3 separate regions of the Homo sapiens genome follow, and all the other regions are linked to region 2. Evidence: chromatin loops called from intact Hi-C (ENCODE). Cell type or tissue: CD4-positive, alpha-beta T cell. All regions are shown on one strand. Region 1 has its middle 7.2 kb from the start of SSTR3. Region 2 holds the start of LOC124905113 (a long non-coding RNA gene). Region 3 has its middle 28 kb from the start of MFNG.

The links. Peaks named below come from ENCODE experiments on the same cell type or tissue, not always from the same donor. Only the 100,000 strongest peaks of a DNase experiment are listed, where the experiment ranks them.
Region 1: a loop joins it to region 2, with 4 times the contacts of the local background. A loop is called at or near these places in 27 of 110 quality-filtered maps.
Region 3: a loop joins it to region 2, with 12 times the contacts of the local background. A loop is called at or near these places in 13 of 110 quality-filtered maps.

Annotation. Positions count from the first base shown.
Region 1 is chr22:37,215,716-37,223,715 of GRCh38, forward strand. It overlaps a transcript of SSTR3 not described here and the pseudogene RPL39P41. Among named protein-coding and RNA genes, the nearest start is that of SSTR3, 7.2 kb to the left of the region's middle. RefSeq lists silencers at 426-505, 7,068-7,207 and enhancers at 2,942-3,041, 3,072-3,241, 3,392-3,611. In CD4-positive, alpha-beta T cell, no CTCF peak of the experiment used is centred here; DNase peaks (open chromatin) are centred at 3,406, 5,056, 6,816, 7,176 and 3 weaker places; H3K4me3 peaks cover 2,829 bases; H3K27ac peaks cover 5,388 bases.
Region 2 is chr22:37,074,531-37,082,530 of GRCh38, forward strand. TMPRSS6 (transmembrane serine protease 6) reads right to left here. Exons shown (of 18, transcript NM_001374504.1): 11 at 605-750; 12 at 80-178. LOC124905113 (a long non-coding RNA gene) reads left to right here and starts at 2,558. Exons shown (of 2, transcript XR_007068092.1): 1 at 2,558-2,798; 2 at 3,011-3,274. RefSeq lists enhancers at 3,239-3,740, 5,851-6,831 and a silencer at 3,328-3,467. In CD4-positive, alpha-beta T cell, CTCF peaks have their summits at 3,438 (motif pointing right) and 3,639; DNase peaks (open chromatin) are centred at 3,451, 4,771, 5,251 and 5,531; H3K27ac peaks cover 2,260 bases.
Region 3 is chr22:37,453,949-37,461,948 of GRCh38, forward strand. No RefSeq gene overlaps it. Among named protein-coding and RNA genes, the nearest start is that of MFNG, 28 kb to the right of the region's middle. In CD4-positive, alpha-beta T cell, CTCF peaks have their summits at 3,585 (motif pointing left) and 3,789 (motif pointing right); a DNase peak (open chromatin) is centred at 3,563.

The DNA of each region.
Region 1 (8,000 bases), 140 kb after region 2:
GTAGCATCTCATGCTCAATTCCTTATAGACCCAGCTTGGTTCTTTCCAATATCTCCTTTTGGAGCTGTACCTGATGTTATTACCAGTTTTCATACAGATCCACTGGGGAATGGGACAATTTTGCTTTTGTTTCTTGTGCAGGAATCACTTGATCCTGAAAGTCTTGTGAGAAGCTGTGGCGAGAAACGGAGTCAACCACACACCACGATGGTGGAGAAAGATAATGTTTAACTTATAAATTAGGCACAGTTAAGAGACGAACAGCAATAATTAATAATACAATATACAATAAAACAATATAACAATATATCATAACAGAAGTTATATGATGGTGACCTCTCTGTCTCTTTTTCTTTCAAAATCTATTAATATTTTTAGACTGTGGTTGACCACAGGTAACTGAAACTGCGCTAAGTGGACTACTGTAGCGCTGAAAAGGTTTGTAACAGCAAAAAACAGCAGTCCTCCCCCATCCCTCCCACCCCCCCATCCCACAGGTAATCCCACCCGCTCGGCAATTGCTCCCTCAGTTAAGCTCTTTCTCGCTAAATATCATATTGATTTTTTTATGTCTTAATCCCTCAATTTTACCCATTATCTACTGACTCCTCTTACAGTACAGGAGAAGTTTACATTTCTTACGCACTCTCACCCCTTCTCCCCATCTTCTCAATATGAGTTTCGGTTAAATGCATATCCAGTGTTCCCATGATTAATGCAATGTAAATATTATTTCCTGCTCAGCCAGGAGTTCATAATTGCTTCGTTTTTTGGTTTTTAAAAATATCTTCGATTTCTTGGACTAAGCATTTCCACACGTTCCTATAGCTTCGTAAAAACCACACAGTGGAGTTTCCAGAGTCCAGCCTCAGGGACGATTTCGTCCTGGAGACTGACGAGCTCCTCTTATCTGGGCCAGCTGCCCCTTGGGCCTGTGCGCAGCTGACATCCCGAGATTCTCTCTCCATTGTTGTTTGGGGATTCCCTTCAGCTTTTTCCTGTATGAATCCAGTTCCTTAGATTCCATGTCTTCCTTTTTGATGTTTTACTCTCTCATTTTATGGGGGCCTTGGGGTTTTTTTGTTTTGTTTTGTTTTGTTTTTGAGACAGGGTCTTGCTCTGTCACCCAAGCTGGAGTGCAGTGGTTCAATCTCGGCTCACTGCCACCTCTGCCTCCCAGGCCCAAGCGATCTTCTCACCTCAGCCTCTTGAGTAGCTGGGACTACAGGTGCATGCCACCACACCCAGATAGTTTTTGTATTTTCGGTAGAGATGGGGTTTTGCCATGTTGCCAAGGCTGGTCTTGAACTCCTGGGCTCAAGTGATCCACCTGCCTCAGCCTCCCAAAGTGCTGGGATTACAGGCGTGAGCCACCGCGCCTGGCCTCCTCTCTCATTTTGATGTAGCATAGCTCCCAGTAACTTTCAGAGAAGGTGTGCATGTTTCAAAATAGTGAATTCCCCTCTCACACATGTTGATAGGTAGGCTAGGTATAGAATTTGAGATTGAGAATGACTCTGACTCAGCTGATGGAAGGCGTCTGTCGGTGTCTCCAGCTTCCAGCACAATTCTTAATCCCAATCCATTGTGTAACTTAAGCTAATTTTTTTATTATTATTATTCTGGAATCTTCTAGGATCTTTGCTTTATCCTTAAATTTCTGAAAATTTTATAACAAGATTTGATTCTTTTTTCATTTGTCTTCGGGGGCACCAAGTAGCCTTTTAATCTGAAGATTTGTGTTCTTCAGTTCTGAGACACATTTTTCTGTTATTTCCTTCTGTAACTCCTATTATATTTGAATATTGGGTCTCCTGGATGAAATCTTTATTCTTCTTGTTGCTCATCTTTATAATTTTGTTCTACTTCCTGGGAGGTTTAAAAAAATCTGTTTTTCTCTTCCAGTCCCTCTTTTTTTAAATCAACCTATTTTTCATTTCCAAGAGCTCTCTCCTGTTTTTTATTTTATTTTTTTGTTTGTTTGTTTGTGTTTTTTGAGACAGACAGTCTCGCTCTCTCACTCTGTCACCCAGGCTGGAGTGCAGTGGCACAATCTCAGCTCATTGCAACCTCCGCCTCCTGGGTTCAAGTGATTCTTCTGCCTCAGCCTCCTGAGTAGCTGGGATTACAGGCACATGCCACCACACCCAGCTAATTTTTGTAATTTTAGTAGAGACAGGGTTTCACCATGTTGGTCAGGCTAGTCTCAAACTCCTGGCCTCAAGCAATCCATCCACCTCGGCCTCCCAAATTGCTGGGATTACAGGAATGAGCTACTGAGCCCAACCAGCTCTCTCCTGATTTCTGCCTGCTCTTTGCTATGGCATTCTGTACTCATTTGTGGATATATGTTTCCTTATCTCTTCAAGGATGGCAATGATGGTTTTGTCAAAATTTTCTTCTGCTCACTGCATCATCTTTATTGCTTACTGATATTCCTTTTCTTCTACTTATTTGATTGGGTCTCTTTCATTTATCATTTGGGGCAATGCTATCATTAGAGCCTTCTTCAACCAGTCATCCTGTGTTAGCCACTCCTGTTTCAGAATGAGGCATTAAGCCCGGGCATGGTGGCTCACACCTGTAATCCCAGCACTTTGGGAAGCTAAGGCAGGAGGATCACCTGGGGTGGGAGTTCGAGACCAGCCTGACCAACGTGGAGAAACCCCGTCTCTACTAAAAATACAAAATTAGCCTGGCGTGGTGGCGCATGCCTGTAATCCCAGCTACTCAGGAGGCTGAGGCAGGAGAATCGCTTGAACCCAGGAGGTGGAGGTTGTCATCCCAGTAGCCACAGCAAGTCACATGGCCAAGCCCAGCATCAGGGGAGAGGGGAAACACGCCCCTCCCATAGAGGGTGTGTCAATCTCTCTCTGGAGCATGGTAGGAGTGATGGGTAGGGAGGGTAGGAGTGGAGGAGTGATTATTTGCAAGGCATCATCGAATTGACATCTCCAAAAGCATTGTGGTGCCTCACCCCCACTCTGCCCTGTAGCGAATGTCTCTGGGTCCAGAGAACTCTGGCTGAATACTCCTTGCTGGGGTTAGGGAGGGGTGGGTGCCTGACCACGTAATGGAAAAGAGAAGACCTGGGGTGGTGCTGGGGGATCTCACTCCTCCTAAGCAGACTTCCACACAACCCCTGTTTTCAGCCTCCTGCCTCACCATCCATGATGTCTGGGTTCCCTAATTCTAAGCCTCCCCAGGGTTCTGCAAGACCAGGTGATTTGCATCTTTTCTGTCTCCAAAGCCCCTACTCCACCCCACCATGTAGCAGCAGGCACTTAGGTTTGCCTTCCTCAGCTCTGTTCAATCATTTACCACCCTCCATCTGCTCTTGCTGCTCATACATTGTGGTTTGGGGTTACAGGTGTCTCCTGGCTTCTTTGAAGGTGGGAGTTTGTGTTTCTGTTTCTTGTTCTCCTTCTTGTCGTGGCTGCTTTTCAGCGAGGAGGTGGGGGTGGAAACATCTCTACCCTAGCGCCTTGAGACGAGAGTCTCTTCCTTTCTGTATTGAATATATTTCTGTGATCTGTGGATCAAGCCACATGGTGGATGTCTATTTACACGTCTGTCTCTCCCACTGGCTTCTGAGCTGCTGGTGCGCAAGGGGCTGTGCCTCACCCCTCTCTGCACCTCCAGCTCCTGCCACAGCTTGGTGTGAAGCACATAGTTAATAGGTGGGAACTGTATTGAATTTTGGATTCTGCAAAAAACTGCTCATTTTACCTTCCTTGAGGTCCTCTCCGGAAGCCTTCTAGGGATATCCTGGATCTGCCTCTCCCTCTCCGGGACCTGTCCTGCTCTGCCTCCCATATCATGTGAGAGCTGGATGGAGTCAGATGTCCCCAAATGTCAGTATCTCTCTGGAGCGTGGTAGGAATGGTGGGTAGAGAGGAGAGGTCAGAGATCGGAGGAGCAGATAACGAAGAGTCTAGACTCCAAAAAGTCAAGGTTTCAGTATCAGTACCTGTGTCACAAACCACCCCAAAATGTAGTGGCTTACAATAGCCATGTTATTATCCCTCATGATTCTGTGGGTTGGCTGGGCTCATTCAGGCCATTCTTTTTCTTTGATGGTGGCTGACTGCGAGTCACCTGGAGACTCAGCTAGGCCGGCACATCCAGGTCAGCTCTTGTACATGGCTGGCACCTGGCTGGGGTGGTTGGAGGCTGGGCTCAGCTGGGTCGCTGGCATGGTTCAGTCTCTCTATTTTCATTAAAGTCCATTCTTTCACCCACTTACTCATTTGTACAAATAACATTCATTCTGCATGGATTAGGTGGCCAGGACTCACTAGGGCCTTAGTGTAAAACAAAACACGCAGGTCCTTCTGTGTGTTTGAGCTTACAGTCTAGACGGGAAGCACTTTTTGAATAAATACACCTATTTAATAAACAATTATAAACAGTGATGAAGACTGTTCTTCAACAGAGGCACCAAGAGAGAAGCAGGAGGAGGAGGTGATCGAGATTGAGTGTGGGGTGATTGTGGAGGAAGATCTGGGAGAGTAGGTGCTATGTGTGGAAGGAGCGGCTTGAGCAAGGGTCCCAAGGTAGAAGGGGCCTGGCACACAGTGAAAATCCTGGGAGCAGCCTGCATTAGTCTGTTCTCACACTGCTAATAAAGACATACCCCCAGCCTGGCCAACATGACAAAACCCCGTCTCTACTAAAAATACAAAAACTACCTGGGTGTGGTGGCACATGCCTGTAGTCCCAGCTACTCAGGAGGTTGAGGCAGGAGAATTGCTTGAACCTGGGAGGTGGAGGTTGCAGTGAGCTGAGATCATGCCATTACATTCCAGCCTGGGCAACAGAGCAAGACTCTATCTCAAAAAATAAAACAAAATAAAAAATAAAAGTAAAGACATACCCAAGGCTGGGTAATTTATAAAGGAAAGAGGTTTAATTGCCTCACAGTTTAGCATGGCTGGGGAATCCTCAGGAAACTTACAATTATGGCAGAAGGGGAAGCAAACGCATCCTTCTTCACATGATGGCAGGAAGAAGTGCCAAGCAAAAGGGGAAAACCCTTATAAAACCATCAGATCTTGTGAGAACTCACGTACTATCACGAGAACAGCATGGAGGTAATCGTCCCCCTCCCCCATGGTTCAATTACCTCCCACTGGGTTCCTCCCACCTGGATTATGGGATTCAATTACCTCCCACTGGGTTCCTCCCTTGGGATTATGGGAACTACAATTCAAGAGGAGATTTGTGTTGGGACACAGCCAAACCAGATCACAGCCCTTGTGGCTGGAGCTTTGCAAGGAAAGGGAAGATAGTGCCAAGTGAGATCTGGAGGTAGAAACTGACAACATCCTATAGGCCTTGTAGGTGAGGGAGGAGGTTTCGTGCCAAATGTCCAGAGATACCACTGGACGGTGTTATACAAGGGAGTGGTCTGATCTGATTGGTAGTTTAACGCGATCACTCTGGCCACTCCGTGGAGATAAACCATGGCCAAGGGCAAGAGTGAAAACAAGAAGGCCAGTCAGGAGGTGTGAGCATTAGGATTGGTGCTCAGTTGGTGCTCAGCAAATATTTCCTTTCCTCCAAGTCTGGGAAGAGTTCCTGTCCCTGCCCCATTGGTGGTGTTGGGCTCGGCCATGTGAAGCATGAGCAGAGGCCTTAAACACCTCATGGTTTGGCTTGGCTTCTCATGCTCCTGTGATCCACAATGAGAAGGACATGCCCCAGGGAATGCTGGTCTAAGGAGGATGAGAGACAGGTGGAGCCGACCCACACACACCCACAGCCAGGACCGAGACCACCCATCCCCAGCCCGAAGCCAAGTCACCAGCCAAACCCTCCTAAGTCAGCAGACCCACTGTCCACCTACAACTAGTGAGTGTGAGAATACAGGCCTGCTGCTTCTTGCCTCTGGATTTCAAGGCAGTTTGGTTTGTTACACAGCATTATTGTACCAATTGCTGACTATGACAGGAGGCTACCACAGGGAGGATACAGTGCTGGTTTGGACATTAGAAACCATGACAATGCAGAGAAGGGGGTCACTGAGGAGATTGTCGGTGATGGGTTGGAAGTGGAAGGTGAGGGAGAAGGTGTCAAGGAGGACTCCCAGGTTTTTGATTTGAGAGCCTGGATGCATTTACTGAGTGATGAAGGCTGGGCGGGGCGTGTGAGTTTGAAATGCTCAGGAGACATCCAAGCAGAAGGGCCATTTCCTGGGGCTCTCTGCTGGCTGGACAGCCTCCCCACTGGCCTGTGAGCTCCTGAGAGCGGGCTCATGCTTGACCCACCCCCAAGCCTTGGGCTTGACACACGGTCTCAATAACTATTTGCTGAAGGATTCAATGATTGAATAAGTCTGTGGTTCTATCAGCATTTTTGACTGCACAGTTGTTTGTAAATGAGGAAAATCCCCAGGCCACCTGGTGGCAAATGGAGTAGAGGCAGAGAGAGGGAAGACAGGAGGCCAGTGAGGAGGCTGTGGCTACTGTCCAGGGGAGACATGGCAGGGGTTAGGTTAGGGAGCAGCCGTGGGGACAAGGGGTGGATTTAATAGACAGAGGCTGAATTGTCCAAGCTTGGTGGCCAGTGAATGCCAGGGTGAAAGGATCGGAGGAGTTTGGGGGACCCCAGGCCTCCGCTTTGAAGAAGGGACAAGGAACAGCCAGTCTCTAGAATAGAAAGCACCAGATGAAGTGGCCTTGTCTGGCAGGCACTTTCCTCAACCACCAGGCCATGATTTCATTGCAAGAAGGGGCGAAGTGAGGCATGGAACCTGCTGCCAGCCCAGGCCTGGCACTAGGTGGGCACTTGGGAGGGGTTGTTGTCACATGAAAGAGCAAACCATGGTGTCAGCTCCTGCCCACAACCGGCAGGTCTTCCTGTTTCAAAACAGGTTCTCATTGACTTCCCATAAGCTTTCTCTTTCCTATATGAGGGGCCTCCATCCTCAGCCAATTTGCAGAGCAGAAACAAGTGGCTCACCCCACTTGGAGTGGCTGCTGGGAACAGTTATACAGTGGGAAGAGCACTGCGCTAGGAGTCCTACCGCTTCAGTGACAAATGCTGTCAGCTTACCGTAACAAAAGGTGTGACCAACGGTGACATTAACAATTGGGTGGTTTCATTTTCTTCAGTTCCCATAACAAGGCAGCTGTTAGCATTGGCTCAGCTGCCCACTGCTGCTGCCAGGAACTCACGCTCCTTTTATCTTTCTGCTCATCCCCTCTCAGCACGGGGCCTTGTATCTTCATGTTTGTGGCTTCAAGCTCACAAGACGGCTGCTGCAGCTCCAGACATCCCACCTGTCATTTTTTTTTTTTTTTTTTTTTTGAGTCTTGCTCTGTCACCCAGGCTGGAGTGCAGTGGCGCAATCTCGGCTCACTGCAAGCTCCGCCTCCCGGGTTCACACAATTCTCCTGCCTCAGCCTCCCGCATAGCTGGGACTACAGGCGCCCACCACCACACCCGGCTATTTTTTTGTATTTTTTAGTAGAGACGGGGTTTCACCGTGTTAGCCAGGATGATCTCGATCTCCTGACCTCGTGATCCGCCCACCTCAGCCTCCCAAAGTGCTGGGATTACAGGCGTGAGCCACCGCGCCCGGCCTGGGCCTGTCATTTTTTTAAGGAAGAAAACAACTTTCACAGAAGCCATCTCTCCCGCTGACTTTCATTCACATCGGCTTCTAGGCCAGAACTATGTGGCCTGAAAACCCCAGTGACAAAACCAGCTGGAAAAACGAGTATTTTGTTGGTGTTAGGTACGGTGCTGCTATGCACAAAACTAGGATTCTGTTAGCAAGGAGGATGGGAACAGAGGGAGAGGGTGGGAAAGGACAGCATCTGCCTTGTCAATTTGAGCCAAACCTGTGCCCTCCCGCATCCTCATCTCCTCTTCTGCAAACCGTGGCTAAGAGTACCTATCTTGGAAGGCTATTAGAACATTAAATGAGATAATATGTGCATGGGAGCCAAGACAATGAGTAAAGGAAGTTATTTACTGACATTATTATCATATAG
Region 2 (8,000 bases):
CACTCAGCTCAGAGCAGGAAAGGTGAGGAAGGAGAAGGGATGGGCAGGGAGAGGAGGGATGCGCGGGCGGGTTACTCACCGCAGTTTCTCTCATCCAGGCCGTTGGGGCAGTCCTTGACCCCATCACAGGCAGGGACACAGAGTCCATTCACAGAACAGAGGAACTCTCCAGGGCAGGCTGCAAAACCACAGGGGACCGTGGAGGCAGGCAGGGCGCCATTAGGCCATGCGTAGCCGCGAAGGCGCACAAAGACACGCATGCACCTGTTCACTCACACGCGCATGGACAGGCACCCACAGACGTGGTCCTGGGCACCTGTGTACACAGTCCAAGCAGACATACATATCCAGACACACACACAGAATACACAACACACACGTGGATATGTATGAGTGTGTATTCCTGCAAACCCTTGTGGCTGCCTTGCACACGTGGGCACACAAAGCTGCATAAATTTGTGCAAGCACATACACACACACACACACTCTCTCTCTCCTTTTGTTCAGCCTCATAAGCAGCTGCCCACAGCCCCCTTGGTGGTTCCAGGGATGGCCAAGAGGCAGCGAGTCACTGCAGGGGGTTCCCCCGGCTGCCCATACTCACGGTCCGACTGGTTGTACAAGCCATAGTGCACCCGCACACCGGGCCCGGTGAGGGAGATCTGGGAGGTGAAGTTGATGGTGATCCCGGCCGTGGCCACCACGGGGATCCTCTCGGCGTAGGGCTGCAGGATGCGCAAGCCACACAGCCTGGGGGGAGTCAGAGACGACTCAGGGCTGCACTGGCTGGTCTCCTGGGTCCCGTGCACAGACAGAGCAAGGACAGGCAGCCAGAGGGGCAGGGGGAGCTGCACGCCCGCTGTGCCTCCTCTGCCCTGATTTCTCCCTTAGATGAGTGCACCCCCAGAGTCATCTTCTAGAAACTAGCCTGGCTATGCCACTGCCCTGCTCAAAAATCTTCAATGGCTCCCCATTGCCTGCCAGATAAAAAACTCAATTCTAGTCACAGTCACCTGTGAACTGTGAGGTTCTAGCAAGTCAGGGTCCTTCTTTGAGCCTCACCTTCCTCCCTTATAAAACAAGAAAAATTGGCTGGGCGCAGTGGCTCACACCTATAATCCCAGCACTTTGGGAGGCTGAGGTGGGTGGATCACCTGAAGTCGGGAGTTCGAGACCAGACTGACCAACATGGAGAAACCCCGTTGCTACTAAAAATACAAAATTAGCCAGGCATGGTGGCACATGCTTGTAATCCCAGCTACTCGGGAGGCTGAAGCAGGAGAATCGCTTGAACCCAGGAAGCAGAGGTTGCGGTGAGCCGAGATCGTGCCATTGCACTCCAGCCTGGGCAATAAGAACGAAAGTACGTCAAAAAAAGAAAGAAAGAGACAGAAGGTAGGAAGGAAGGAGGGAGGGAAAGAAGGAAGGAAGGGAGGGAGGGAAAAAGAAAGAAAGAAAGAGAAAGAAAGGAAGAAAGAAAGAAAGAAGAAAGAGAAAGAGAAAGAAAGAAAGGGAGAGAGGGAGGGAAAGAAAAAAGAAAAGAAAAGAAAGAAAGAGAAAGAAAGAAAGGAAAAATTATTTCTGTTGATCTTGAATCTGACAAAAGGCTTCAATGTGTCAGTTGAGGCAAAAGCCCTTGACTGCCCCACTGTCCACAGATGTGCACGGTCATCTGCCTTGAGCTTGGTGTGGGACGAGGGGGCAGCAGTGCTCCCCATTTAGGCACCAACCCTCCTGCCTCCCTGTGACACTGTGGGCTTGAGGGAAGGACCAGTCCTTCTCCCATGACCAGTAGCTTAGTGCTGATGGGCAGCACCTTCTCTGTGCATGGCCACACGGGGTGGGACCACCCCCAGCTGTGGGAGCACCCTCACATCCCTGCTGGACAACACCGCCCCTGCACCCCTGCCATACCACCACCAAGAAGATACCGTTGTTCAAACAGAGCAGGTGGGGGAATCTCCAGAGAGGCTGAGTCTTTCTCTCCTACCAGAGAACAGGTAGGAGCCCTCCCATCTCCAGGGCATGGGCCCAGGGGTTCCTCCTGCAGAGAGTCCGGTGCACCTCACCCCACAGAGCAAGTGGGCAGCGGCATGACTTCACAGAGTGGGTGCAGCCACTCCCCCAGGACAGTGGGACCCTCCCTCCACAGCAGCCGGGGGTTCCTTTTCATCCCAGGTGGGACACCCTTGCAGAACAGATGGGGACAGCTTCATCAGCTCATAGAAATGCCCTCCACAGAGCAAATCAGAGTGCTTTGCAGATGGGGGAAACACACTCAGGGTGCAGGTTGAAAATCTGCAGGGAGAGCTGAAAATGCCCCTGGCAGAGAAAGCAGATGGAAATCCAGAGAGCATCAGGAATGCCCCTGAAGGCCAGTGGGGACATCCCACAGCAAATCCAACACCCTGCGGAGCCGGCCATGATTCCCAAGGGCCAGGCACTTCCCCAGAACTTCTAGAATGTGGTAAGCACTTAACCGTTCAATAAGTTAATCAATTCCTTAGCCACCGAACAGCTGAAGATGAGCTTTGAGGCTGTTTTAACATCTCCAGGTGTGTGGCTGGGGCTGAGCCTCATTGGCTATGGCATCACAAGGCCTCATTGCACGGGGATTCTGAGGTTCAAGCAGCACCTCCACCCAGGGAGGGAGGAATTGCTCTCATCCCATTTTACAGATGAGGCTCAAGAGTGCAGGAGCCAAGGTGGAGCCAGAATCTTGCCTCAGGACCCAGAAGAGCTCACCTAGCTTGCTTGAGGGGAGGGCTCCGAATTCCCACTGCAACAGGAGCTCTGAGGTCTGAGCCCCCTACATGCCCCATGTCCTCCACACGCCTGGCCTAGACTCTGGCACCCCCCTAAGTCTATCTGGCCACAGTGACCACGATCTTACCCTTACACCAACCAGCAGTTCTCAAAGCACAGTCAGGGGACCCCTGGGGGTCCAAAAGTCATGTTTATAGTAACACTCAGATATCATTTGCCTTTTTTGCCCTCATTCTCTCATAAGGTGACAGGCGAGTTTTCCAGAGACTGATGTGTGACATCGGGACTGATTGAACTCGGAGGCAGATTCGAAGGTCCCGCCTGTAGTCTGTGAAGCCAGTTGTTAAAGAAATGTACAAAAATGTAAAATGACAGCACTCTTGTCACTAAATGTTTTTACTTTTGGAGGATGCAACTAATTTTCATAGAATGTTATTTATATTCAAATGTGTAATGGGCTTATAATTATATTAAAAGAATTAATAAACATTTTAAAATTTTGTTTCAATTTCTAATGCTGCAAGTATAGATCTATAACCTGTATAAGCAAAAACTCTTTAGGGTACTCAGTCATTTTGCGGAGAGTGACTGGGTCCTGAGGCAGAACAGGTTGGGAGCCGCCACCCCCGACCATGGTTCCCCCAGCCCAGCAGGGCCGGTGGGGGACGAGGCACCGCCAGGGGGCGCCCCTGAGCAAGCCTGGCCCTCTTGCTCTTGTAAAACCCAGGAAACGCAGGTTTTGGTGTCTGTTTGTCTATAAAGTTATCATGGATTGTTTTCCTCACAGAAGGACCTCAGGAAGTAGACAGGGGAGCCAGGGGTTGGGAAGGACTAGTGCGGGGAATGAGGAGTCAAGCGCATCCCATGGGCCTTGGGGTGTCCCTTCCCACAGTCACAGGGAGATTGTGGGGAGACAGAGAAGGAACCCAAGCCGGGGTTGGAGGGGAGTGGAACGTTTCACCCTAGAAGCAACTGCGTTGAGGACCTGTAGTGTCACCCAAGCCTTGGGCAGGGGCTGTAAGGCAAAGACACCTGTGCCTGCTACAGGAAGTTCTCTCAACCTCCAGGGAGAGTCCTAGAACCAGTCTGTAGCTGGCAGCAACCTTTCCCCAGGGCCTCACCGTGTACCCGGGAACCTGTCTGTCTGGGCAGTGTTTGGTTCTCACTCTGGAGGCCTGGAGCACGGGTAGAGGTGGTGGAATCCCTGGAACAAGCGTCTGCTTAGAAAGCGCCAGAGAGGAATTCAAGGCAGCGGCTGAAATCTAGTGGCCCAAGCGGAGTCACTCAGCGTAAAGACAATCTGTTTATGCACCATGTAGAAATTGCTTCATTGAGTCGCGAGCTAATTTCACATAATAATCCAGATTCCTGCTCCTTTAGAAGGAGAAGAGGAAGAGGAAGAGGAAGAGGAAGGAGGAGGCGGAGGAGAAGAAGAAGAAAAGATGAAGAGGAAGAAAGGAGAAAGAGAATGAGGAGAAGGAGGAGGAGAAGAAGAAGGAGGAGGAGGAAGAGGAGAAGGAGAAGAAGAAGAAAGAGGAGGAGGAGAAGGAAGAGAAGGAGAAGAAGGAGAAGAGGAAGGGAGAAGAAGGGAAAAGGAGAATAAGGAAGAAGAAAGAAGAAAGAGAAAGAAGAGGAAGAAGGAGAAGGAGAAGGAGAAAAAGAGAAAGAAAGAAAGAAAAAGAAAGAAAGAAAGAAAGAAAGAAAGAAAGAAAGAAAGAAAGAGAAAGAGAGAAAGAAAGAAAAGCCCCGAAAACACCACTGGACTACCCTACCCCCCATCATAGACTCTAGCCCTGGCCTGGCCCCTTGGCCCATCTGAGTTTTCTGTTTCTGCTGCAGAACTCTCTGGGGGAGGGTGCACATTCTCTGGCTCTCCAGTGCCTCCCGTCCAACAAGTGCTCCCCTCTAGCCCTCTCCAAGAAGCACCAGAAGCCTGACTGCTGCGATGCCTGCCAGTTCATCTTGGCTACAAAGTACTGAGTGTCTGAAGGCACATTTTTGCACCGTGTGGCCTGCCTTGCTTCCTCACCTCTCTGGATATGGGGAATATTTCCTTCTTGCCTCATCCAGGAGGTAGACAGGGACCCTGTCAGGATGTACTGCCTGGAGGGATAGATGCATGGATGGATGGATGGATGGATGGAAGGGTGGGGAGAACACAAGAAGGAAGAAGGAAAGAAGGGTGCGTGGGTGGATGAATGCACACCCCCGTGCCCTTACCTACAGACAGATTAAAGGGGAAGGAGGGTCACAGAAGGCAAGTGCTGAAGAGGGGAGGAGAGCAGCACCTGGCATTGCCAGAGCTCTAGACCTGGGGCTGCAGAGCTGAATTGGCAGCCTGGCTTTGCCCCAGGAACAAGCTGTGTGACCTTGGGTCACCCTCAGCAAGCTTTAGTTTTCACATTTGTAAAACAGGGGTGATCGTATCTCCCTTGTGGCATGGTTTAAGGCATGCATAGGAAATGACTTCTTTGAAGCACTTGCTGACGTCAGGCTGTGAGCTCATGGAGGAAGCAGCTTGCACTCTCCTGCACGGCCAGCCCAGCTCAGGTCAGCCACACTGAAGTTCCTACTAAGTGTCTGTGGCTGCCGCCTGTGCTGGCCACTAGCGCTCCGGAGAACACAAGGGCCACCCCATAGCCAGGCCAGGCCGGGTCGGGGGTGGCTCCAGCTGGCCTAGGGAACCCATGGTTCTGCCTGTCCCCACTGGCTGGGAGTGAGTGGAAATGGTGGGGCGAATCACAAGAGAAGTGATGTCACAGGAGAGGAAGCTGGCAGGAGGCAGGTTCCCGGAAAGGGGGAAGCCCGTGCTTCGGTGGCAGCCCGTGAGAGTGGCTTCTGCGAAATGGAGCAGCCATGGCCAGATCTCACGGGCCAAGTCCCTCTACCACCCCCAGGCCACTCAAGGGCCTGAGGCCTCAGCTGGGCTCAAGTGGGCACCGGGAGAAGCTAGGTAGAAAGCAGGCAGGTCAGGGGTGAAGGAGGCACCACAGTCTCAGAGGAGTCAGGTGAAGTGCCTAAGGATGCTTAGTCCATGGGGGGCCCACCAGGCCAGCCTTTCCTCATCACTACGCTGGCACTTGAGGGTTAAGATACCCTCTCCCCTGACCCGCCCTCTCCATCAATGGGCATTCTGGGCCAAAGGGCTGTACCTCCCCCTCCCTAAAGTGCCTTGTCTGAAAATCTGCTCTTCCCTAGACCTCTCATGTCTTTGCCACCCACACAAGCAGATTTCCAACAAATGCTCATTCTAAGAATTTCTCAGCATCTACATGGGATGATCACTATCGCCCATGATCATAACTAGAGGGCACAGTGGCCCAGTGCGGATGGTTTGCAGGCGCCACCTCTGCCTTCCCTTCCACATTCATTCACACAGGAGGAGTCTGCGGGGAGGGGACAAGAGTCTGCCCCTGGGGACCCTGGACCCTTAATGAAAGTCTGAGAAGAAAGGGCTGGGACTTCCCAGGCCGCTCTGGAACTGGTGGGACAGCCACAGAAACTGTCGATCCCCCCACCCAGATGCCAGTGGGTTGGCTGGGGATGCCTTGGCTGAGGGAGTCACCAGCTGGCATGGGCCGCTAGAGGCTCAGAGGGAAGAATCGCACACGTGGACCACACACACATGCACGTACACGTGCACAGACATGCATGGATGTACGCACGCACACAGACATGCATCTGTGCACCCACGTGCACTCCAGATCAGGCTGCCTGGCCTTAACTCTGGCTCAAAGAGCTGGGTGACTTTGTGCAAATTACTTCATCTCTCTGTGTCTTGGGTGTCTCACTGGTCTGTGAAGGCAGTACAGGCACCTGCTTCCTCGCTGGGTTGTTGAGGCTGAAAGAGCCAGCACCATAAACCCCTCAGCTTGTGCCTGCCCAGAGCAGAGTGAGAGCCGGTGATGAACGCAGGTTTGTTGCACTTGACCTAAGCCCGCGTGTGCAATGTTCTCCACGCGTTGTCTCACTTAGTCTTCCCAGGGTGGGGGTCTCTTTCACGCCCTTTTTTCAGATGAGTTACCTGAGGTTGGGAGATGTAAGTCCTCGCCCAGGTAGGAAGCAGAGGAGACAGGTGCTGAGCCCTGGCCTGTCTGGCTTCGACACTTAAGCGCTTTCCACCTCACCAGCCTGACTTGGAATGGCGTTTGGCCAGGAATTAATAAACACAACTTGTATGGGAGACAATAGCTTCCTGATGGGTAAGCAATCAAAGATTGGGGCCCTGGGCTGGCCTGAACCCCTCGTTTCACAGACAAGGAAGGGGGTGCATCTAGGGATCCATGCAAACCCTGATGCCAGCCCCTGCTGAGCACTTCCACCCCCGTGTGGCGAGGGAGGACTGAACAGAGAGAGGGGGAGCTATGGGGGCACAGGGAGCTGTCAGGCCTCATCCTCACCACCCAGCCACCGCTTGGCTACACCCTGAAGCCCATCTCCACCACTGAAAGGCAGAAAAGACAGGGACAAGAGGCCAAGTCCTTAGCCCTCGCTGGTCCCAGTTTCCCCACCTGTACCATAGGTTGGGTGCTAGGACCAGTTCAGCCCACACATTCTATAGCTCAGTGGTGCTCAGACTCTGGCGAGATCCCTCCACCCTGTTGGAAGCTGTCCTAGTGCCTCAAATTCACCATCAAGGCATCATTCCTTTGGATTAGGGAAAAGACTCTCCCATCCGTGTTCCACACTCTCTCTGTCATTACCCAAGGGTAGCTCACGAAGTCCCTGTCTCCCCAGTACCCAGACCCTTGCCCAACTGCATCAGGGAGGGAGGAGGGCCTTCCCACAGGAAGCATGGGGTGGAGCATCCTTTGGCCTGCTGTTTGTGGCTGTTGGGGGTATGGGAGAGACCCCATCTGTGGACCCATCTGCGTGCCACCTAATCCTGCTGAGCCTTGATTTCCTTCTCTGGGAAACAGGAACGGCGCCAATGACCACACAAGTTGTTGGGCCAATGCACTGAACGCCTGTCTTAGCACCTAACTCCAGGCCACCGAACCCCCCACAACCCCTGAATGCTGGGGCCCCGCCTCTGGCAAATGGAGTCGCCAAGGGGGTGAGGGATGAGACAGGGAGTGTCAGACCCAAGACTGTTCCTTCTCCTTTGTGGGCCTCCCTGAGACATAAAGTTCAGCTCTGCGGTAGGGAGGGAGGCAGGAAAACATGTTCTCATCATTCGCAGAACTGTGAATCATGGATCCATCTCAGGGTCACCCTGCGGGTTCCTGTGAGCG
Region 3 (8,000 bases), 380 kb after region 2:
AGCTCCTCTCGGAACATACCTGCAAGGCACAGAGCCCCATGCCTGGCAGCCTTCTCCTTCTCTCCTTAGACCCCTCCATGACTGTCCAGCAGTCTTGGAGAACCTGCCTCCCCAGGAAAGCAGAACCTCCCTCCCCAAGGCTGGAACTGCCACAGGATACTAAAGGAGAAATAAAACCCCGAACTTGCAATCAGCTGAAGGGGTGGGTTTCCAGTGCTCGCCTGTGGGACTCCTTCCCCCTCACCTATCTGGCTGTTTGAGCTGAAACAGTCACAGCACTTGGAAAAATAGACAGGTTGTACCTTGCGGTGCACAGGAGTCTACTGCGTGCTGTGGCAGAGACTGTGGGGGGCCCCTACCATATCCTGTCTCCCACCTGCCTTAGCAACAAACACTTGGATGGCAATGTGCCTGGCCAAAAGGTTCCGTTTCTCAGCCTCCCTTGCAGCTAGGAGTGGCCACTGAGGGCCAAGTGTAAGCTGTCAGGTGGGACAGAAGGGAACATTGGGGCCAGTGTGTGCCCAGTCCCTGCTGAAAGTTAGACGTGATGATGGAGGCCCAGCAGCCATCTTGGATCATGAGGTGACCTTGAGGATGGAAGCTGGCTGCTAAGGCGGGTGGGACTGAAAGAGAGGAGCCTGGGTCCCTGAAGACACCATTGGGGCCCCCACCAACCCAGGACGCCTACCCCCGACGTGTTAGGTGAGAGAGTGAGAAGTCTGGATATGGTTTAAACCACTATTATCAATATTTCCAGCCTCTGTTCTCAGCAAAGGGAAATAAGCCCTGACTGATACCCAAACCCCGTGAGGTAGATACCACTGTACAACCCCTGCCCCTTGCACCCCCGTTTTACAGATGCACCCCCAGCCTCCCTTCCTCCCTCTGTGATGTCCGTGATGCCCAAAAGACCAGCATTCCATTCCCAGCCCCCTGACGCTGTGAGTCAGCCTCTGCCAGACCTGGAGTGGGCCCCACGGCTGCAATGTCAACAGTGCTCCATGCAGATGGCTGCGGCTCGAGCTGGTGACACGAGCGCTGTTGAGAAAGCAAAGTGCTGTCATGGACAGCGTGCCCTGCTGTAGAGATCAAGGGGAAGCCGGAGAATATTTACAAACCACAGAGAACAGACACACGAAGTGAATACCAGTTGGGTATAGTAAAAGCCTCTTTTAAACCTGTCCTACTCTTTCTTTGCCATGTGAAATCAAGTCGCTGGCAAGAAGCTCTCCGGTAAGACTAAGGTTTGCGGCTCTGCTGCAGGAAACACCATGAATTCCACACTGTGACCACGTGCGGGGCTGCCCTGCAATGCAGGGCACAGTGGCTGGGTACTTGGCAAGGACCCTAGACTGCCTGGGCTCACATCCCTGCTCCGTGAACTGGTTAATCTCAGGGCAAATTACTTCACTTCTTTGTGCCTTAGTTTCTTCATCTGTGAAATGGGCAACAGAGGGCGGCTGATCTGGGAAGAGCTTACAGCGGTGCCTGCTACACAGGAGGGGCTATTAAGGATCAGCACCATTCTCAGGTTCACGGTGAGAACCTAATTTCCTTATTGTCTGTTTGTTATAGGAAACTGAATTTACTCACCAGCATTGGAACATTCCATCTGCTGAGTCACACTCACTTCTCTTATCATCATTAACCCTGCGTAGGGGCTCCTGGCGCCAGAAGGAGCAACCCAAAGCTCTTCGTCTTGGTGAGGTTGATGCAAGTAAAAATAAGTGGTGATTATAAGTGATTCACTTGTCAAACGCAAGGTCAAGGGTCCCAATTTGTACATGTCTCTAAGGCAGCATCAAGAAGCTCCCCACATCCCAAACTGTCTCCCCTCTGACACTAGTGGAAATTTCACTATCAGAGCCAGAGAACTCCGAGGAGGAGAAGCAATTTCAGAGCACAGCGTCTTAGAGTAAATGAACATATCGAGGTCAGCTGGGGGGCTGCGAATCATGGCAAGGAAAGGGAGGGAAGGCCAGGGGCAAGTATTTGGACCCTCTCAGGGTGGTTGAGGATTCTGCAGCCACTAAAGGCGCACACACACATACGCGTGCGCGCGCGCGCACACACACACACACACACACACGCTGGTAATCGCTTTACCCCAGCAGTAGGGGCTTAAGCCTCTATCTAGGCTAGCCCCACCCCCGCCCCCTGCTGCATTAGCCACCTCTGTCCCAAGGCAGGATCCCCAGAGGTTCAACAAGGAAACCCTGCAGGGCTGGAAGCCGAATGCAATAGAGAGTTAGCAGCCACCAGTGGTCACACCCAACTCACACACATACACACTCACTCATGCACTCATACACACAGACAACACACTAGACTCAGACACCCACCGAGCTGTCTTCCCAAAGTCATGACAAATCCAGAGAGAGGTCCACAGAATTGTCCTATCCCAGAGAAAGCCACAGAAACACAAGTAGCTGGCACTGAGATACTCACACTCTGCCCCTGGGATCTCTCTGCCTGGGTGCCCCCGTTCCTGCCCCTGAACGGACAGACATTCTGCCCGGGGGGAGCCAACCCCAGTCAGGGTTTCCTCTCCCCACCTCTCCTTTCCCAGGTACGCAGGCCCCCAGTACGTTTTCGCCTTCTGTACCTCCTCCATTCGTGCCCCTCCTCGCCCGGGGACTGTGAGTACCCAAGAACAAGGACAGTCTGCCATTTTCCTGTGACCTCCCCAGCCCCCATGGCAGGAGCCGCAAACCCCCGCGACCCTTCTCGTAGGGTTCACGCCTCATCCCAGCTCCTCGGAGAAGCTGGCGGCTCTTCTCATTTTCCAGTGAGTGCGTGAAAATACAGATTAAACCAATTAGGGAAAAGTCATCAGAGGGCAAGGCGAGAGCCACCACTGCACCTAATCGTCAGCTCCAGCAATGCACAATGAGACAGACTCACAGATTACAAATGCACACAAATTCCGAAGTAGGAAGGGGGTGGCAGGATGGGGGCAGGCGAGCTCCATTTTAGATTCCCTTGTTTTTGTTTAGATGGCTTTCCTCTGTTGGCAACACACTTCCACCTTCATGCTCCCAGGAAAAGCAGGTAGGGTGGGAATGATTGCAGGAGGGGAACATGAGGCCCAAGGGACTGGTAAAGGACAGTTGCAGAAGGCCCGGGCCACCCAGACTGGTCTTCTCCTGGCTGGGCTGGAGGTGGGGATATGAGGGCCAGTCCCCAGGAGAGCCCCATTGGCCTGAAGGTCTGCTCTCTGTCCCACTCCTCTCCCTACAAAGAACCAGCATGTGCCTGAGAGGCAACCTTGCCCCTCACCAAATGGCAGGATTATTTAACTGATGGCTGCTGTCCCCCAGATGGTCATGTTTGTTAAATCTGGTAAGGAGACGTGCTGTGTGCTTTTCTTCCCCCTGGCTGGGGAGGATTTTCTTAGAATCTGAGTGCAAGGGGCCCACTTTCGTGCCCTTTTATCCCATAGGGCCCCTCCCAAGCCTAGCCTGGTCCCCTCAGTGGCACCCCAGTCATCTTAACCTTCCAGCCAGGCCTGCCTTGCCCTGGGCCAGGTGAGAAGCCAGTGGTGATGCATGAGTGCCCCCTGCTGGTGATGTTCTGCACTGTCCACTGGGACTCCTACCCCGGATCCAGCCAGGTAGCAGCATTCCCCACACACACCTCCAGGACTGCCTGGCTGGGTGAAGGAAAGGGTGGGCACCTGTGGGAGGAGCACAGAGCCCTAAGAATGTGCTTCATAAAGGCCCAAAGAAGCTGGGAACAGCTCCATTCCTGTTCCAGCAGCAGGGGGTGTGACTGTGGGTGGCAGGTAGACACTGAGCATTTTCCAGCAGGGGGCAAGGGAGGGTGCCTGTCATTGCGTATGGACTGTCAGAGAGACTTAGCATATGTGGGAGGGAGGAAGAAAGGAATGAGTGAATGAAGGAATGAATGAACTCATTATTTCCTAAAAGGTCATGTGAATAACACTAGTAAACTATCAGGGTAATTTTTAGATAATAGCGATGAACTTCTTTAAGAGTTATGTATCTAGTTTGATTGTATCTGATCCATCAGATTCATTAATATTTAAAACGAATGTCTTTAGATACAAAAGGGTCCATGTAAAGAAAGACATTAGGTAAATAACATGTATGTACTCTCAGCTCCTAGCGTGGGTATTCAATAAATGCTAGTAATGAATGAAGAATAAACAAATGCATGTACAGCTGACAAGGCAGATCATGGATGATCATTATAGGGCAGTAGGTCCCACACTTAGCTGTACCTTGCCATCACCTGGGGAGCTTTAAAGATTATCTCTGGGTGACTCTGTGTCTCTGAATCTCAGGGGGCTGGGGAGGAAGATGGTGCACCCTGGACAACCCTCAGAGGAGGAGAAAATCACCGGCTCCCAATTTGGGCAGCGAATCAGAAGCAGCATGGATTCACTGCCTTTTGAAATAGTGAAACTACCGTCATTGGAGAAAGGCGAACTGTGGTTAGGCGACCTGGGATTCCTCCGCTGGGAGAGAGGTTGAACTAGGTGAACTTGAAGGTTTCATGCAAGGAAAGAGAAGTTAGCTGATATTTATGTAGACCAGCTTCTAGATTGACACTAAGTACAAAGCTAATGTGTATTTACTATGGCTTTAATCTATACTGATTAAGAATGTCTCATTTATTCACCTGCACCTCATGTTTTACTTGGCATGTATCTTTATTATAGTTAATATAAATATCACATTAGCTGCTTACAGAACATATAGAATTTGCTGTCCTGAGTTTATTTACAAGTTAGTACCTCATTTATGAGACTTTTTACCCCTTGAGAACATCCGCCTTCTTCTTGAAAACTGTGACTGGTTCATTATAAACATATATTCGTATAATGGAGTTAATGGGGTTATCATCTGTTTATCTCTTTTAATTAGGCCCTGATTTGCCCAAACAATTTCAGTTACTTTCTTGATTACAGTTGGAGGAGCATGTGGTTTGGTGTGGGCTTGGTAAAGAGCTGCTGTCTGCTTCTCTAAATCCACGTATAGTATCATATGTTCAGGCTGAGTTAATATTTGATATGTGAGTTGTTCCCTTATCTTGTTAGATACTCTTGATAAAAGAATTCCCACTCATGAATTTTCATGGATATACCTCTGGAAAGGAATTGAGAAAAATAAATGTTGTGCTATTTGGAAAGGTTGGGAGACACGTTGCAATCGAGTCTGAGTTTTGATATCAGCTTAATGGTATTCGAATAGTAGCTTTTTTTTTTTAGCTTTGAGCGGATTTTTAAAACATAAAGCATGAATAGATTTGTCATAGTGCAGGGTCAAAATTAGTTCTGTTGATGGCAAGTTATGCAATATTAATTGTTTTATGAACAAAATGCAATTAAGTTGCAAATCCCTTGACAGAGTGCAATGTTAGGCCAATGTTTTCATCAGTATGAGGAAATGTCAGATTAGCTTCCCCAGGGAAGACGAAATCTTTGGCACGATGCCGAAAACATACGTGTTTGTTTTATAGCCGCGCCATGCTCTCTTACATGACTGGTGGGAATAAAAAGGAACACATTCACTCTCAAGGACAATTGGACAGCGTCTACCGAAATGATAAATACACCTTCTTTTTTTTTTTTTTTTTTTTTTTGGAGATGGAGTCTCACTCTGTCACCTAGGCTGGAGTGCAATGGTGCGATCTTGGCTTACTGCAACCTCCGCCTCCCGGGTTGAAGTGATTCTCCTGCCTCAGTCTCCTGAATAGCTGGGATTACAGGTGCACACCACCACGCCTGGCTAATTTTTTTTGTATTTTTAATAGGGACACGGTTTCACCATGTTGGTCAGGCTGGTCTTGAACTCCTGACCTCGTGATCCACCCGCCTCGGCTTCCCAAAGTGCTGAGATTACAGGCGTGAGCCACTGCGCCCGGCCACAGATGCACCTTCTCTTTAATCCACCAATCCTCCAATATACTCACATCTGCACTTAATAACACGTGTATGAGAAAATTCACTGTAGCATTGTTTGAAAAGCACATGATTGGGAAAACCATCCAAATGCCCATCCATAGAGGACTGACTGGTCAATAGAAAACTGTACATCTATTACGTGGAATACCATGAGGCTGTCAAAAAAAAGAATGAGGACTCAACAACAACAACAAAACCACCTGAATAAAAACTGGGCAAAAGAGTTGAATAGACATTTCTCCAAAGAAATTATACAATGGGTGGCCAATAACACCTGCAAAGATGTTCAACATCCCTAATCATTAGGGGAATGCCAATCAAAACCACAATGAGGTGCCACTTCATACCCAAGACGATGGCTATTTTAAAAAAGAAAAACAGGCAAGTGTGGTGGCTCACGCCTGTAATCCCAGCACTTTGGGAGGCTGAGGCAGGCGGATCACCTGAGGCCAGGAGTTCGAGACCAGCCTGGCCAACATAGTGAGACCCTGTCTCTACTAAAATTGCAAAAATTAGCCAGGTGCGGTGGCACTCACCTGTAGTCCCAGCTACTCGGGAGGCTGAGGCAGGAGAATCACTTGAACACAGGAGGTAGAGGTTGCAGTGAGCTGAGATCATGGCACTGCACTCTAGCCTGGGTGAAAGAGTGAGACTCAGTCTCAGGAAAAAAAAAAAAAAGAAAAGAAAATAATTGTTGGCCATGATGTGGAGAAATTAGAACACTTGTGCATTGCTGGTAAGAATATAACATGATGCTCTCCTATGGAAAACAGTACAGCAGGTCCTCAAAAAAATTAAACATAGAATTCCCATATGATCTAGCAATTCTGGCTATATGCCCTGAAAAACTTGAAAGTGGGGACTTAGACAGATATCTGTATACCCACGTTCATACCAGCATTATTCGCAATAGCCAAAAGATGGAAGCAAGCCAAATATCCATTGACATGAATGCAGGAGCAAACTGAGACATATCCATTCTATGGAATAGTATGCTGCCATAAAAAGGAATGAGGTGCTGATATATGCTACAAACATGGATGACCCTTGAAAACATTATGATTAAACATTACAAAAAAGTTGTGGTGATGGTCACACAACATTGTGAATAAAATCAATGCCACTGAATTGTACACTTAAAAGTGGTTAAAGGCCAAGCACAGGAGGATTGCTTTGGCAGGAGGATCGCTTGAGCCCAGGAGTTCAAGACGAGCCTGGGCAAAATGGCAAGACCCTGTCTCTACAAAAAAAAAAAAAAAAAAATGTAGATTTAAATTAGCCAGGGTGTGGTGGCATGCCCCTATAGTTCCAGCTACTCAGGAGGCTGAGGTGAGAGAATGACTTGAACCCAGGAATTCAAGGCAGCAGTGAGCTCTGATTATGCCACTGCACTCCAGCTTGGGCAACAGAGTGAGACCTCGTCTCTTTAAAAAAAAAAAAAATGGTTAAAATGGTTAAAATGGTAAATTTTGTTATATATATTTTAATGCAATTTTTAAAAATTAATAATGTCATTTTTTAAAGCGTGGAAGTCTAGGGCCGGGTGCAGTGGCTCACACCTGTAATCCCAGTACTTTGGGAAGCCAAGGCGGGTGGATCACCTGAGGTCAGGAGTTCAAGACCAGCCTGGCCAAGATGGTGAAACCCTTTCTCTACTAAAAATACAAAAATTAGCCAGGCATGGTGGTGGGCGCCTGTAATCCCAGCTACTCAGGAGGCTGAGACAGGAGAATCGCTTGAACCCGGGTGACAGAGGTTGCAGTGAGCCAAGATCGTGCCACTGCACTCCAGCCTGGGTGACAGAGCAAGACTCTGTCTCATAAAAAAGAAAAGCAAAGAAATCCATAATGTATCCTCCCCAAGGATTCTCCACTGTCCCCTTCCTGTTTATTTCCTTCATCACCCCATCGTCTCTGAAATTCCTGCTTGTTTGCACCTGCTTGATGTCTGTCTCTCTGTGTTTGTCAGGACAGGCTAAGTGCTGCAACAAACACCCCAAAATTTAGGGCCTCAACTCAACACTAGTATGTTTCTGCTGCTTGCAACAGTTCAGTGCCACTATTTGGTGAAC